Regions from separate parts of the Homo sapiens genome. Here region 1 is linked to region 2. The links are chromatin loops, found by intact Hi-C in ENCODE. Cell type or tissue: mammary epithelial cell. All regions are shown on one strand. Links, peaks and the distances in the headings refer to the core of each region. The heading gives the core; the rest is flanking DNA.

Evidence for each region. Peaks named below come from ENCODE experiments on the same cell type or tissue, not always from the same donor. Only the 100,000 strongest peaks of a DNase experiment are listed, where the experiment ranks them.
Region 1: it touches region 2 in a loop (11-fold over the local background); 2 of 110 quality-filtered maps call a loop at or near these places.

The regions. Positions count from the first base shown.
Region 1 is chr14:33,542,449-33,550,792 of GRCh38, reverse strand. All of the region lies in intron 4 of NPAS3 (neuronal PAS domain protein 3), which reads right to left. Among named protein-coding and RNA genes, the nearest start is that of SNORA89, 160 kb to the left of the region's middle. In mammary epithelial cell, for the core only: no CTCF peak of the experiment used is centred there; a DNase peak (open chromatin) is centred at 4,922.
Region 2 is chr14:33,643,273-33,651,616 of GRCh38, reverse strand. All of the region lies in intron 5 of NPAS3 (neuronal PAS domain protein 3), which reads right to left. Among named protein-coding and RNA genes, the nearest start is that of SNORA89, 61 kb to the left of the region's middle. In mammary epithelial cell, for the core only: no CTCF peak of the experiment used is centred there; DNase peaks (open chromatin) are centred at 3,926 and 4,676; H3K27ac peaks cover 2,016 bases.

The DNA of each region.
Region 1 (8,344 bases), core at 238-8,237, 100 kb after region 2:
GCTCCAGAATTTAGCTTCATATGAAGCAGAGATACATATTTATAGGGAAGTTAATTATTCTGATGGACCTGAGACCTGGTCCTGAATGATCTGTGGATAAACAACATGGTTTACCATTTGCTATGGCTCTCGGCTGCTTTGCTAACCTTCTTTCATTTCACAGTTGGCTGCTGAGTCTAGGTGAGAAGGACCAGCGTACGCTGCCTGTCCACAGAGCTCTTATCCTATTCAAGGCTCCAAAGAAATGGAAATGCTTCTGCTTTTATCCCCATGTGCCAGACTATGTAACACATGAGAAGTAAAAAAGATTATAGATTTTTATGGTTTGCTAACATACTTGCTTATATCCAGAACATAACAACTAATATCGTAAGAAATCTTCATCAGTGACGCTCTTGATGGCATCCTTCAAAGTAGAACAATTCAGCTTGTGAAATTTGCTAGGACCAAATTTGCTAAGTGTACATTAAATGACAGTCTTAATTTATACAATTAAAAGCAGTAATGCTTATTAGGGAGGCTGAGGCAGGAGAATCGTGTGAGCCCAGGAGTTCGAGGCCAGCCTGAACAACATAGTAAGACCTCGTCTCAAACAAAACAAAACAAACCCCAAATAACAAAAGAAAACAACAGTGGTGCTTGGCTGTATTGATCCTGGCTTCTCTGTGGTCTAATTGAGGAACAGAATGAAAGGACTGAGCTGAGATATGGGGTTTTTGGTGTTGGTAATCTTGTGGAATGATTTAGTAAAGAAGAAAATCAAATTCTGGTATTTTCCACTGGCTTCCTAAAGTGAATCTTTTGTTGTTTGTTTTTTAAAAAGTGAAAAGAGAAACTGGAATTTTCTTCCTCTTTCTGATTGTACTTCGATGACTATTCTGGCTGGAAATGAATTCAGTGCTATCACTGAAGAGGGATTGGCCATTCATTACTTGAATTTGCAAGATCAAAAGGTGATTACACCGAAATCTCAATGAGTTTTAACAGGAATCATGGGAATGAAGTTGTCTATGAAGAAGGTAAGTATAACTAACTAAAATATGAAAATAATGTCTAAAGTGACTGCCTTGAAGGTAAACGCAGATATATTAAGGTGATTTGAATAAGGCAAGGAATGTAACTAAACCATGGAAACCACTGTGCTGACCATCTCTGTGCCTTTCTGACCTATCATATCAGACAGCAAAAGATAATAGACTCACATATCTTCTGTTTTAGCCATCTGATTGATGTATCAAATAATCACTGTGATTGTTTTTTTCTTTAAAATAGGCACTCAGCCTGTAATCCTAGCACATTAGAAGGCCGAGGCAGGCGAATCGCTTGAGCTCAGGAGTTTGAGACCAGCCTGGCAACATGATGAAGCCTTGTCTCTATCAAAAATACAAAAAAATGTAGCCGGCTCTGGTGCCACATGCCTGTGGTCCCAGCTACTCAGGAGACTCGGGTGGGAGGAACGCTTAAACCTGGAAGGCAGGGTTTGCAGTGAGCCGAGATTGTGCCACTGCACTCCAACCTGAGTGATAGAGTGAGACCCCGTCTCAAAAGTAAAATAAAATAGGTGCTCAAATTTGTTTAAAAAATATTTGAAAAGGTGTAATTCAGTGCTGTCTTGAAGTGAAAGGTTTTATGCAAGTAATAGATTGTGGGTATCAAAAAGCAAATTATATCTAGTACATGAATTGTCACTGGATGGTCATTTTTTTCAGACACAGATTTGTTCTATATATTTTGAGATGCCTGGACATTTGGTTATAAATAAATATAAACATGTTCACATATGCTCCTGTAATTACTAACTGGGGATGAAACATTTGTTGGAGCTAATAATGCTACCATATACATGTCCCAGGGCAGAAGAAAGTGTCAATAGCTTTTGTCCAGATAAAGCCTTTCCTTTCCCTCTGTTCCAGAGTGCTATCAACACATGTGATCTCTCCCTTTCTTAGGTTCTTTAGGTGAAGTCAGAGGTCAGTAGCTGGCATCTCAGCCAACAAAGGGCAGACCTTGTCATTCTGCTTTTTCCTAAGCAGCACAGAGTGTTAGCCTGCTGGGAAGGTATAACTTAGTGTGCATTTTGAATTGGGCTATTTGGAATAGATTGCCACAAAACAATCTACTTTTGCTACAGAGCCCTTATCACCTAACACACCTGAGTAATCGCTGGGTAAACTGCTTTCAGTGAATTAGAACAATGTGGTTTACTGAAGTTGTATAACAGCCATAGCATTACACATCCTACAAGGGATTTGCTGTACCAATAATCTAGGTTATGCATGATCTATTCAAATACACTGATGTGCTCATCGAAAGTAATTCCAAAAGAAATCTGGAGTTGGTCATATTGATAATCCACTCACTAGAAACCTTGAATCGATAATCTCAGTATAATTCTAATGTGCACAATGATTATTTACCCACTCTTTTGTCTTAAATAGCTGAAGATGTGTTAGAACAAAAATAATTTAAAAATGGATATATTCCACCATTCACTACATTTGATGAATGACGGTCTACATCTCAATGACTATTAGCCTTATTAAAATTAGCATGCAGAATTGTAGACTAATTGTAGACTAAAGTGGCCTCAACCATATATAGCAATAATACGTTCAGCCACAGCTGTCACCTCTTACTTAGTCTTTCTCAATGTTCGATGTCAAAGGCATCCGAATTCCCAACAACGATTGCATGAAGGGATAAAGATACTGATTAATTTCCAAGTATTATTTTTTCACTTGGCCCTCCGCCTGATTTCTTTTAAGAGCTGGGCACATGAACTAATACTTACTTTCATTACTACAGTAGTAGTTATCTTAGTCTAGAATCAGAAGACTACAAGATGATCAACTTCACAGTTGAGAAAATTTCCACAGACTCTTATACAAACTTGTAGGATATTTTGAATGAAGTCCCAATAATTTAAGAAGAATGAATCCCCCTGACAACTGTTGCTTAGACCTAACTTAGATTCTAAGTAAATAGCAACCTCCCTGACAAATGACAGTAGCCTGAAAAAGTGAGGAAGTACAATGTCAGATGGTATAGCCTGGAAAACGACAGTGCACAGGTTTGGGACCAGCTGTCTTTGTGCCCCTTCTATGTTCTTATTTTAGTTCCCTTTTCATACTTTTCTTCTGTTTCTTCTTCACTTTTCCTTTCATCTTTTGGTTTGCATTTTGCATTCATCCATTTAGTGAAAGAGGGGCTGATGGCTGCAGGGAGAGCGTGGACCGTACTTCGCAGCCAATGTTCCCGTAAATCCTACTCTAAATGTATTTGTATGTGAACCCAGGGCAGTGAACCAACTCTGAATTCATTTATACATCTGACTCAGGGGGTGTATAATGATTACTGACAAATTTTGAAGACCAAGAATGGCTCTGAATTTGTGTTGGCTAGTGTAAATTTCATAGGGTTGAATATTGGGGATAGACTCTTTTTGCCTCCAATGAGATTTGCTCATTCTAGCCTTGACCCTTCCCAACAAGTCAGATTTGTTTTATTGTCTTGCTTGGGGGTTGTGCTTTAGTAGCAGGATGACCTACTTTAATTTCTACTTAAATGTGTCACAGCCTGAAAAGTGACTTCCCCTAAAGGACTGAGTCCTTAAAGACTCAAACTGGCCTTTGAGACCAAATGGAAGACTTGTATCCCAAAGCAAATAAAAATATATTAAGGGTTTTACAAACACAACCTTAAGTCTTTATCATTTTCTGTATGTGCCTTCTACTCTCATTACAGGTTAACTATACTTGCTTAAGACATTTGCTGCTCCTCTCCACTAGATTTTTACCTTTCTGACTCCTTTCCTGCCACGACAGGAGCCTTTCATGAAAGTGTTAGCCAATATTATTTTGCCTTTTCCTAAACAGCACACAGACATGACCCACAAGGCAGGCCTAATGTACTAGACGTAGACATAGGTCTGCAGTTTATCAACATCCTTAATTTCACATGAGCTAGTGACTAGCATTAATCTCAATACTGTATAATGCAACAAGCTCAGCTCTTTCTCGTAAGCTCAGCAAGGTGCAAGTAACGTATCCTCACAGGCAATGAGCAAAGAAATCCATTCCTTCACAGTTTTCAAAAGGCAAGTCTTTATATTGGGGCCCCTAGTGATAACTATGTCATCACAATTAAAATTTTCAAAACTATCACATAAAATCAACATATTGAGCAGGATAAAAATCCCTGTCCCACATAGCTTACTATACAGAGTAAAACCTACAGGATCTGCCACAAATCATTTATGCTTGCTTCTTCAAGGCTGAAATCTTTTGGCTTACTAGAACACACACAAGGAAATGGTAGATGTAGGGAGTTATCCAGCAAGTGATTGGAAGAAACTTATTACTAATGCCCCTTATAGTATATTAGGAAGTTTGAACGGATTATTCATAGGCTTAAACACTTAGCTACAGGGTGATGCCTGGTAGAGGAAGTGTTGCGGTGTTGGAGGACATGGGCTGAAATATTAGGACTCTTCTCACCACTTTTCTGCATAAGTCAATCGACAACAGGATTGCAGATGCAGTAAGCAGCCAGAGTAGTTTAAAGAGAATGGATTCTTTCATATCTCTGCCTAGGGTCTTTCCAGGGTTCTCACAAAAATGGGAATCTGGATATCGTTCCAGCCCTAGGTAAAGCACCAGAAAACAGGCAGGGGTTTCTATGCTATAGAGGTAGACTCCTGGCCTCACTAAGAGGTGTGGCAGAGGAGGCTTCTAGAGTCAGAAGGCCTTAACAGGAGCCCCCAGAAGAAGAGGATTGAGGAATGAAGAAGAGATGCATCAGGCAGATGAACTACTTCTGAGAGCAGGTTCCCTTGACTGCGATCATTGCTAAGGAGCACATTCTGTGGCTTTCAGCAGGAATGGACTTGCTTCAGCTCTTGAAAAAATCCTCAGCAAGGGAGATACACTGCCAGAGGCCATATCTTATGGCTCACAGATCTGGCACTATACAGTGACCTCTCTTGACCGCACCCTCTAGTTTTCTTCACCATGAAAACCATGACTCTATCAGAAAGTCCCTGGTCAGATTCAGAGGGACTCTAAAATGAGACAATGATAGAGAAGATGGAACAATCTATGGCCTTGTTTTCTCAATTCCTTCAGTGATGCTAAAGAGCCTATGTGGCCAGAGCTGAACAAGTTCCATGTTCAGCTTTGAAATGGGAACACTTCAAACATTTCAAGAGGCAGCAGGCTGTAATGCAAAAGGACACACGAGCTTTGAACTCAAATAGACCTGAGCTAGAATTCTGACTTAACAACTTCACTGTTTTCTCATAGGAAAATGTAAAGAACAACATCTATATATTATTCATTTCAGTCAATAGAGTTGTTGAGATGATTGGAGTTAACACACGTAAAAGTGTCATCGTACAGCAGGTATATAATAAATGGTGCCCATGATGACTATTACTTGACTTGGGACCCTGATTTAGGAAGAATGTCTGCTAGTAATTGTGGGTTTTATCTACTCGTAAGGAGAAAAATACACTTGGAAGTGTAGGATAATCTACTAAGGGCAGTTAAACTAAATGTGTTACATAGGAGACAGGAGACTAATGTTACAGCAAGAAAAAAACTCAATAGTCATGTCTGAGATAAGGTTTCATCATAGTCAAAAATATTTCCCTTTACAACTCAAAAAAACAAGTTTGGAGACAAACAATTTTAAGGGAGAGAAAGACTTTGTTTACTTCAGGGATTGCAGAAATTAATGGAAAGAGACAAATTAAGGAAATACAGGGTGGGACACTTGGGCAGAACATTAATGTCAATGAGAAGATGAAAAGAATCAAACAGAGACATAGGAGAAAAATGATTTTTATAAGCATGACCATTTTAAAATAAGAACTATTCTAGGATCTATATACACATACCACAATATATACATACATACATACATATATATATTATATATACACATATATATAATATATATATACACATATATATTATATATACATATATATATATATATATATATAATACACACACATAAACACATACATGCATATGTTGTCTTAGTGGGCCCGGGCTGCCATAAAAAAATACCACAGATTGGGTGACTTAAACAACAGAAACTTATTCTGTCACAGGCCTGAAGCCCAGGAAGTCCACAGTCAAGGTGCCTGTAGGGTTCAGTTTTGGTGAGGTCTCTCTTCCTAGATTGTGGAAGGGTGTGGCTCACCTTTTTTGCTGTGTCCTCACATGGCCTTTCCTTGATGTGTGTGCATGGTGGGAGACAGACATAGTGAGAGCGCTCTCTCTGTCTTCGTCTTCTGATAAGACCACAAACCCTACTGGATCAAGACCTTATCCCTAAAATCTCATTTAACCTTAATTACCTCCTAAAATCTCCAAACACTGTCACATTGGGAATTTGGGCTTAAATATATAAATTGGTGGTGGGGGCACAATTTAGTCTATGGCACACATATATATGTATGTGTATTAAATATTCACCAGAGCTGGGTGCAGTGGCTCATGCCTATAATCCCAGTGCTTTGGGAGGCCAAGGTACGAGGAATGCTTGAGCCCAGGAGTTCAAGGCTGCAGCAAGCTATGATGGTGCCACGGCACTTCAGCCTGGGTGACAGAGTGAGACCCTGTCTCTAAATATAAATAAATAGACCCCAAATCATAAAAAGATTTTAATAATAATATTAACAGTGACAGATAGCATTTATGGAGGTGGTCTCTGTGCCAGACCCTGGGAGAAGGACTCTACATGAACTAACCCACTCAATCCTCAGCACCTATTCCTGATATAGATATATATATATATATATATATATATATATATATATATATATATATATATATATATGCACTTTGCCATACCTGTCTGAGATGAAGAAAGTGAGATCACACAGCTGGGAACTGAAATTCAGGCTGCCATGCAGCATGTAGTGCAATTGACTTGGACCCCATTCTTTCATGGCAGAGATTCTTGAGTTTTTGATATCAAACAGCTGCCACTCACTCCCCTGTAGGTTTGAATTCCCTGAGACATAGAGCAGAATGATAGTGCTCAAGGTGATGTTCAAAGCAGAGGTGGGACAAGAAGATGATTGTTGTCCTCTCTGATTGAGATGAAGCCAACCTAGAGGAGGTGGCTGGACTTGACAGTCAGCTAAGTGTGGTTTAAGCCAAACCTTGGTGGATCATAATCCACTGGGTAGATCCCATTCTGTGGGTGCAGTGTTTTACAAAGGGTGACTCCTGGGCCACTCTTTCCCTCAAGGAATTCTTCTATGCCCCCCAAATACTGGAAACAGACATCTAGTAGTCCCAGAAAAATCAGTTGTATTTGAACACTCCTTCAGGCCAAAGTGTAATGGACTGATATAAAATCTATAAAGAATGTGAAGAAAGAATGGGAAGGTTCTAGGTACTAAAACAGTAAAGATAGCAATAGCAACATACTTCTATTGCTAAGTTTCTACTTAAACATACTAGCAGTATAATGGGTTTATACTGATTCTGGATTATTTCCACTGTCCCCTCTTCATATATAACTGGAAGCAGATGAAAATGGGTGTGGGCTAGAGGGGAGACTGTTCCTAAGCTTCCTCAAACTCAGTTTGTGTTTCAGATGAGAGCTGGGTCATGAGAACACAGAAAGAGATGAGGGAAGGAGGAAATGAACACTTGGCAAGGTTCTCTTTTCATCAGCATGCGTTCCCTTAGCAACTGTGCCCTCCAAGCACAAAGCACTGGCCTGCACGTTCATCATCATGGGGACAGGAGGGCATGTCTGGGGGTGATGGGGAAGGAGAAAAGAAAACACCTGATGCTAAAGCCTTTCATCCCCTTGACAATTTTTCCCAAGTCCAGTTCTGTCTACCTTCAAATAACACCCACGCACTGAGGCCTGTGAGTGACTTCAAGGCTGCTGGCTGCCTCATGCTTGGCAAGCAGTGGTCACAGTGTCTGTGAGAGTATCTCTTGCTCTCTGTGGCCCTGCAGAAGGCCAGCACCTCCCTCCCATCATGTGCGTGCGCACTCAGGCAAACGTGTACCATCCAGTTCTTTGTTTACACGGGGCAAGTGATCAACTCAATATTTTTTACTTAAATGCCTGTAAAGTGGAAGCCATGGACATTTGATTTTAGAATCCTAAGTTAATTTTTCTTCTTATCTGGCACTGTTTAGATCTCAAGTAAATTCAGTTCTGGGGATTGCCACTTTATTGAAAGAAGAACTTAGAAAGGGCTCAAAAGGGAACTGAAAAAAAATGATGAGATGATTGAAAAACAAGACTAATAGGAAACGGCTGAAAGGACTGCATCCCTGAACCTGGAGGAGCTTGAGGGGCGACGAGA
Region 2 (8,344 bases), core at 295-8,294:
AGGAATTAGTGACAGAGCTGGACTACAGACCCAGCTCTGACCTCAAAGCTATATACTTGTGGGTTTTTTTAATATATAATTTGTATTCTAATTATCTTATATCAGTTGAGATGGTGCTTATTTAAAATGCATTTCAATTTCCCTAACCTAAAAGAGAGTCTTCAGGGACTTCCTTAATATAAAGCTAAACAACTTAAGGAACTGGATCCAGGGAGAAAAGAATGATTTAACTTTGAAAACTCAGTAAGTACTTATTACCCACCTAGCCTATGAACAGTGATGTCCTATGTATGATCGGGGTACCAGGAAGAAGACAGATCTGTGCTAACTGAAAAGTGGACATACAACCAACTAACTGATGCAGAGTGGCACGTCCCCGTACAAAGGCAGAGTGCAGCACTTTGGCGGGAGAAAGGAAGATGGCACTGCATGGCGCGAAAAAGGCTTCACAGCCTAAGTTGTAGGAGGTGTGATGATTTCTGCACGGGCCTTGTGAACAAAGTCTCAAAGAGGCAGAGAGATGGTTGTTGACCTGTCTTTCTTAGAAGAAGAGGGGATGACCGCAGTCTTTGTCTGGCTCCTTTCTTCCCTTTGTGTTTGATCTGGCTTTTTCCTTTTCTCTTGCCAAGCCTCCCTTCCTTCCTCCCTTGCTTTCCCTCTTCTTGTTCCATGTGGCTGGAATCCTCAGACCTACAATGGGCATCAGAACTGCTTCAAGTCTGTCGGTTCTGGCCTGGGTCCTGCTCCTGCTCCTGCAACAAGGACCCAAGTCCTTTGAGGGGCTCACCACGAGAGATAGGCTGCTGCTCCTGGCAGAGGCATGGGCCTGGCACCAAGGAGTCAGCACAGAATGAGAGAGAGAGAGAGAGAGAGAGGAAAAGATTTTCTCCATCTTAGAGCCCCCAGAAGAGACATGTCATCTACAGTGGCAGCAGGAGCTGTGTGAGGGGATGTCTTTTATTCTGCAGCCTAAGTGCAGGGTCCTTGCAGAGGGCTGTGCTCAGAGGAGGGGAAGATCAGAGGTGAAGGGATGAATAATGTGCACGTGGAACAGTGACAGATCACTTGCAACAAATGTATGATGACCCTCCAAAGCTCGGAGCTCACTAGAGCTTCCCTCTAATTAAGGATAATCCAGAATTATCATGCTTAATTATTTTCATAGGTTTCTTTGAGGGTTTTTTTTTCTTCAATTGGGGTGAGGGATGTCTCTAGCTACAAAGGGCAAAGGCTGATTTACATCTGGGAAATAAACTTAAGAAATCTTTTCTCTTGCCCCACTATCCCTGCAGCATCTCAAACATCCTGTCTGTCTGTGCAGCAATAATTCTATGTCAATCTGCCTTGTTTCCTGCTTGCGTTAAGGTAGCATATTCCTTACCTACAAGCAACCTCTGTTCTCTTCTAATAAGTTGCTGCTGTTACAATGCGCAAGATTTTCTTTGCTTTCCTTATAGAGTTTTCTCGAAGTGAGGTCTGAGTATTGCCTGTGTCTGTACAAAATGCAGAATCAGTCGACCTTCTTAAAAACACATCCTCCTGGTCCCATTTAAGGCACTAAATCAGACTGTCCTGGGACGGGGCCAGGGAATCTGTATTCTAAACAGGAATCCCAGGATATTCCTCTCCTGTTAAAGTCTGAAAGCTATTGGTTGGGTGGCTTGACCTTTGCCAGAAAATATATTCTTTAAAGACCTCTTCCCTGGCCCTTCCTGCCTTCCACACTACAACCACTCTGGTCAAACTTGGTTTCTCTCTCTGCAGCCAACCCACTGTGATGACTTCATTATTTCTGTTGTCATCCCCAGTGCTGTATTCATCATTTCCTTTATTATATGCAGTCTGTTTCTTAGAGTTTTCTGATTTAGCTTGTCTTCTTCATACCCTATTCCCCTTCCCTGCCTATTCTCCTTTTTGGCCTTTCTTCCTTCTTATTGCTTACCAAATTAGTAAAATTCAGCTCACTTCTTCCACCTCATGAAGCCTTCCTTATGTAGGAACTAAAAAAGTTAAGTTTCAAAGTATGCATCCGACACAATAACCAACTTACAATGGAGTATATAAAACAATCTATGATAAAATATTAATAGCCGAGTTCTACAATAAAAGTAAGTGTCCATTTTGTGACATGAGATGGGAATAGCATCTTTTATACATTTGTTACAGTACCGTACTGTTGGCATCCCAGACATACTAAGTCAGATTTTGAAGGGCTTTCAGCCCTGTGCAACCCTCGATGGTGTAACTATGCTGGTTTCCAGCGTCATGTCTCTTGAGCCAGTTTTGTCAACGGGCAGGGTGAAACCGTCTTTTTGAGGTGAAGACATCTGGCCAGCTGCTGTAAGTGCCTTATTTCAGTTAAACAGCCCCATGTGAGTATTTGAGAACAGGTGTTAACTGTCCACTTCATTTAGGACAGGAGGTGCATGGACAGAGAGACAATCAAGTTTTGTATACTGGGATTGTCATTTGAATGAATACATAACCTATAGGGCATTGTGGGTTCCTTTAAAGAATGGAAACAAAGGCCAGTTTTGGTTAGAATGAACTCAAATTTGAGTTATTGCCTGTATAGGGTGCTTCCCTCTACCTCCCAATGGTAAGTTCTTGGGAAACGGGTACTTTCACAGGATGAGTTCCTCAACAGAGGAAAACTGCAAGGCAAGGACCCTCACAATTCGCTGCTGTTCATCTAGAATTCTGGGGGGCAGCACAAGGCCACACTGTGCTCCTCAGCACCAATGGGACATTGACAAACTAGAGTAAATTTAGAATAGAGACAATGGCAAGTGAGATTCTGGAGGGCTTCACTGGTGATGATGGACTATGAGGCTAAATGACAGTGGTTTAGCCAAACGACCACTAAAAAGGAGAGCAGGCTGTCTTCCCATACCCAGGGGAGAGATGTGAGGACATCACTGCCCTCTGAGCCTGGCTTCACACACGCACTGGGATGTGTTCAACTCTATGCCAGTCCAGAGGATAGAAATACTTTTTGTGCTGTCCCTGTAAGCCAAACTATGGCAGTTCATTAGCAAGCAGAAAATGTATGTTTATATTGACTTGGAATTCTATAAATTGGGCCTTCAAAGATTATTTTTAGACACTTTTTCTTAGATTTCCATAAAGCCTTCCTTTCTAGGAGTTTAATGTTAAACAAGTTTTCTGTGAAAAATGTTTTAAAACATTAAATAGGTTAGGGATGTAAATGGTACATGCCCAAGTTATTTTCAAAAAGTGACACAATTGGAAGACTATACTTTTGTGTATATGCAGGACTATTATTTGGACCTAAGTTTTCAATGGACCTAAAGTCAGCTTGTAGCAATTTGAAATGGAATGATTTACATTCACAACACAAAGCTGGTCACACCCATGATAGCAGCTTCTGTTCCTGTAGTGGGCAGACAGCCCCTTATAGATAAATTCATCTCAGTAACTTTGCTTCCTGGTGGGTTCAGCAAAAGGGTCCCACAGGCTGCTAGTCTCGATCTGTTCCCTTCTCTGCTTTACAGAGTTCTAAGCCTTTCTTGTAACCTGGGGGCAAAATCAAACGGAGAGGGGTGAGAGAGAAGAAAGGGTAGCAGGGGAGGTTAAATAGGTTATCACCAAGGAAGGGTGTTCAGTGACTATAAATTAACAAATCCATCTTTGTTATGAAGATGGGCAATTATTTTTCGAGGTAATTTCAAGAGTTAGTAAGATGTTCTATACAATGGGCCTGCCATTTGAGTGACTATGTATCTATAGGTTTACATGTTTATCTGAGTATATGAGCTCTAGAATTAAAAATATTATCAATGGAAGGAAAAAGCAGCTGAAACCAACTATATACGGGAACATGCAAGATGTGACCTGGGATGGAATGGTGGGAGATTTTGTGATTCAGGACTGAGTCACCCCTGAATGCTTCAAATCTGGCTACTACTTAAGCCACAACTGGGAGGCATCCTTGACATTGTGAAATAACAAAGTGATGCCGAGTCAGAGGGTAAAAATTTCAGTGTAAATAGCAGTTGTTTCATGCATTTAAAATCAAATTGGTTCAAGGTGAAACAATTGGTGTTAATGAGATGATAGTTCAGGAAAGAATAAAGACCTGCCATTTCTAAATACAACAGAATGACTAACAACTAGATCATAACCGCTTTTGTTTGCTATGGGGACAATACAGTAAGAAACAGAAGGCAGCATAAGTATATCAAAGAGTGATCAAGTGATCCTAATACACTTCGAAGATGCTGGTCAAAAATATTACTAAAGAAGCCTTCTTTTCATGATGATACAGGTGTTTCTTCATCATGTGGCTATATATATATATATATAGAGAGAGAGAGAGAGAGAGAGTAAGAAGATGTAATAAACTGAGTAAGTGTATGAAATTGCTTACTGTGCTATGCCATTTGGTGCATTCTGGAAGGATTTATGCTCTGAGGATACTTAGACTATCTAGTTCATTAAGCAAGTTAGTGTGTGGTCATTCATATCACACAGTTGAGCCTAAGGACATAAACATTGCTTCCATGAGAAAATAATATACCTGACTTTCACATCATTTTGATCAACAGCACTTTTGTTTCAAAAGTATTGAAACCCATTACTTCAAGGACAGCTGATACTACAAGACAGCTCCTACTGTGAAACACTATCTCCTTGTTGCTACCACAATGTAGGCACATGAACAATAATCTTTGCTGCCTGAGTCATTGCTGCTGATTACTCTATACCTCTGGGGGAGTTTCTGGATCCACAGAGGTAAAAAAAAAATGTTATAAATAAGGACCCACTCAAATCTCTTCGTGAGTGCTGAAGAATTGCTAACGTGTGAGCAAATGGTTAAGTGGCAATGAGTACTGCCCTGCTAGCTCACAGGCACCAAAGACCACAAACAAAGGCATTTTCAAAGTTGTTCCAGGAGACATCTGGTAAGAAGGGAACACAGTTTTGATGGACTATTCAACTTGGACAATTTGAAAACAAAAAGAGCTAGAGCACTGCTGTGGTAAGATACCTATGTTTTATCCAGGCCCAAGCCATGAAGGACTATGAGATCACATGAGTGCATGAATCTTATTTCTATAATTTCATCGTTACTCATATATGTTATGAATTATATAGATACTAGGAGGCAGAACTATGACTACATTATTTTGATCAATTGATTGACCAGTCATCTACGCAGACATCCATTTACTAGATAAAATAATGGCAAATATACACACATTCTAAGGCTGGAGAGAAAATGGGTCTTAAATAAATTTAAGAAAATGTAAGAAAAGGTTAAGCTAAGTGTAATGGATTATTCTTATAGATGGCATTTCCCCTACTCCTTTGTACATATGATATCATGTTCCATATATGATGAGTAAAACAATGAACATAGCCTAGGTATTTTTGTCACATCCCTTCCCTCCTTCCTTTTTAATAAATGGAAAATCAGGATGGCCTTCCAGTCCCAATTTTGCCTGGCTAAATTCTGCCTGTCCTTCAGGCCTCAGCAGACCCCTCGTTTTCTCAGAGAACCCCAAGACTAGATTAACTTTTCCTGTTAGATGCTCTAACAGCACTTGCACCTTTCATCCACGGCACTAAGCACATATATAATTATCTTTTGACCTAGCTCCCCTTGCAAAGACATACATTTCAAGAGGCATTAACTTCTCTTTCTTCATTACTGCTGTGCTTCCAGCTCCCATGGTGTGACGGCCCTCAATGAAGGTCTGTTGAAGGAACATGTGAGACGCATGCACTCATGTAGTGCTTCATGGCTTGGGCCTAGATGAAACCACAGAGGTGCTCTAGCTCTTCTCATTTTTGAATTGTCAAAATTGACACTCAAATGTGTGATTATCATTAGGCACACAGGATGACAAGACCATGGCAGCAAGCTCAGAAGCACTGTGACAGAGAGAGTCCTTGAATTACTCGGTCAAGTGGCAGCTCCATTTTGCCAGGCTGGAAGGCAACCCACCAGAGGCAGCTCCTCTCTGCTGTAAAGCCTTAGGAACACATGCTCTTGGAGGGTACAGGGCTTCAGTGAATCGTTTTCCTAGAGCTGCTTTTATGCAGATACTTAATCTGTCTATTTAGAGATAATTTAGCTATTGCTTTAAATAATCCAATGCAAACCAGAGACAGTAACTCTATCATTCTTATTATGCTCTAAAATGCTATTAGACCATATTTCATTGATTACAGATTTTCCTTTATTTTGATGAATTAGGTATTACTACACAGAGCCTGTGGACTTTAATGTACTCAAGGAAAATCTGTTGTGCTTGTTAATATGCAATTCTGGAATCCCACCCCCAGAGGATATCATTTAGTAGTCAAGAGTGGAACCAGGAACCTGCAGCTTCACAGAGTTTTTGGTGATTTTGAGGAACTAAGTATCAGGTACCCTGAACAACTGCCCTTAGAAATCCACCCTTTCCATTTCAGGCACTTACCAACTCTCGACATTTCTCAGTTCTTAGTCATTGTGGTTTTGTCCTATTCGCTCATCTTTTTTCTTTCTTTCTTTTTTTTTTTTTTTGAGATGGAGTTTCACTCTTGTTGCCCAGGCTGGAGTGTGGTGGTGCAATCTCAGCTCATTGCAACCTCCACCTTCCGGTTTCAAGCGATTCTCCTGCCTCAGCCTCCCAAGTAGCTGGGATTACAGGTGCCCGCCACCACACCTGGATAAATTTTGTATTTTTAGTAAAGACGAGGTTTCACCATGTTGGTGAGGCTGGTCTCAAACCCCTGACCTTGTGATCCGCCCGCCTCTGCCTCTCAAAGTGCTGGGATTACAGGCATGAGCCACCACATCCGGCCTCATCTTTATTCTTGATTAGCATTTTCTTTTTTTAAAGAAAACATGGAACTAAATCTGGTTACTTAAATCCATGATGCAAAAACGGCAGTATCTAACAGAACCCTAGGCTGGGATGGAGAAGCCCCGGGTTCCGCTTGTATCTGTGTACCTAGCTCTGTGACCTCTGGCAAGATACCTAATGCTCATTCCTCAGTGTCCTCATGTATGAAATAAAGATGACACTACCTCTCCTAAACCTACCTCAAAGTGATGCTGTGAAGAAAATGAAAACAGATATGTGACTTATGCTGAGGATAAGGGAAGGACACTAGGAAAATCCCAAGGCATGGTTCTGACTTGTGTCATCATACCCAATGGCTGGCCAAATGAGAAAGGCAATGTGCTGTGTTGCTCACTACACAGGCATAACTCTAACGCTTCAAGTTTGGGTTCAAAATGTGTGTAGTGCCCCTGCCAAAAATATAAATATATAAATAAAGGTATTTCATGCCATTTACTTTTGCATGCCATACTTCTGAACATATGTTTCATGGCTCGTTTGCCAAAAGTTATGAGATTTTAGTCAATATTCAAGGAGTATGTTCACATTTTCAATGGCAAAAGGCACATTTTGATCAGTGTGTTAATAAATTATGCAAATATTATGAACTCATGTATAATTTTTAATAGAATTGGTACAAGAAAGTCTTCAATGCCACTAAAGAAGAGCGAGTGACACAAGAAAGCCACACAAGAAAGCCACTACTTTTTCTTTCACCTTTTAGTCTTGTGATAAATTTGCATGAAGCAGAAAATACATCATAAAGATCAAGTATCTCGAGTGGAAATTAAATAAAGCTTTGTCAGACTTGACAGAACCAATCATATACAAGAGAAATGACAAGACAAGCAGTCTTTAGGTTAAAAAAAAAATCTTCTCCCCAATTTGCATGTTTTCAAAAATTTACATACATTATTTAAAAACAATGGACTTGAGCTTGAAAAATTCTACAGACAGCAGAGAGAAAACTTTAACAATTAACTTGGAAGGACAAAAAGGGTAGAATTTCTCCCAGCATACACTCTCCTGCCTGATTTTTATCGAGCTCACAAAGCCCCTTTAGATCATCTTAATCCACTGTGGCAAAGTAGCTGAATATGTGATTCAGATTGTCTCAGAAAATTCTGTGCTACCAATCAGCTTTCTGACACTGCTCTTCTCTTCAACCTTCAGAACCAGTGACAGCAAAGACCAAAAAGCCAACTCACAAAGGAGCTCTCAAATGGCAAACTCCGAGAGCTTACTGCTTAACCCACAGAACAAAGATGCTTTTTGACACATCCGAATAACTTCTAATCCTAATATTTTAGCAGTGCTGCTAACTTTACACAGTCTCTTGCCCTCTTGCTCCATCTCTCTCGTTTTTTTTTTTTTTTTTTTTTTTAATTTTTATTTCTTTCTTTTTCCGAACACATCAGAACTGGGGTGTTGGTGTTTTACAGCAAAGGGTGTCTGCCTAACAATTACTTTCCCTAGACATGCATAAA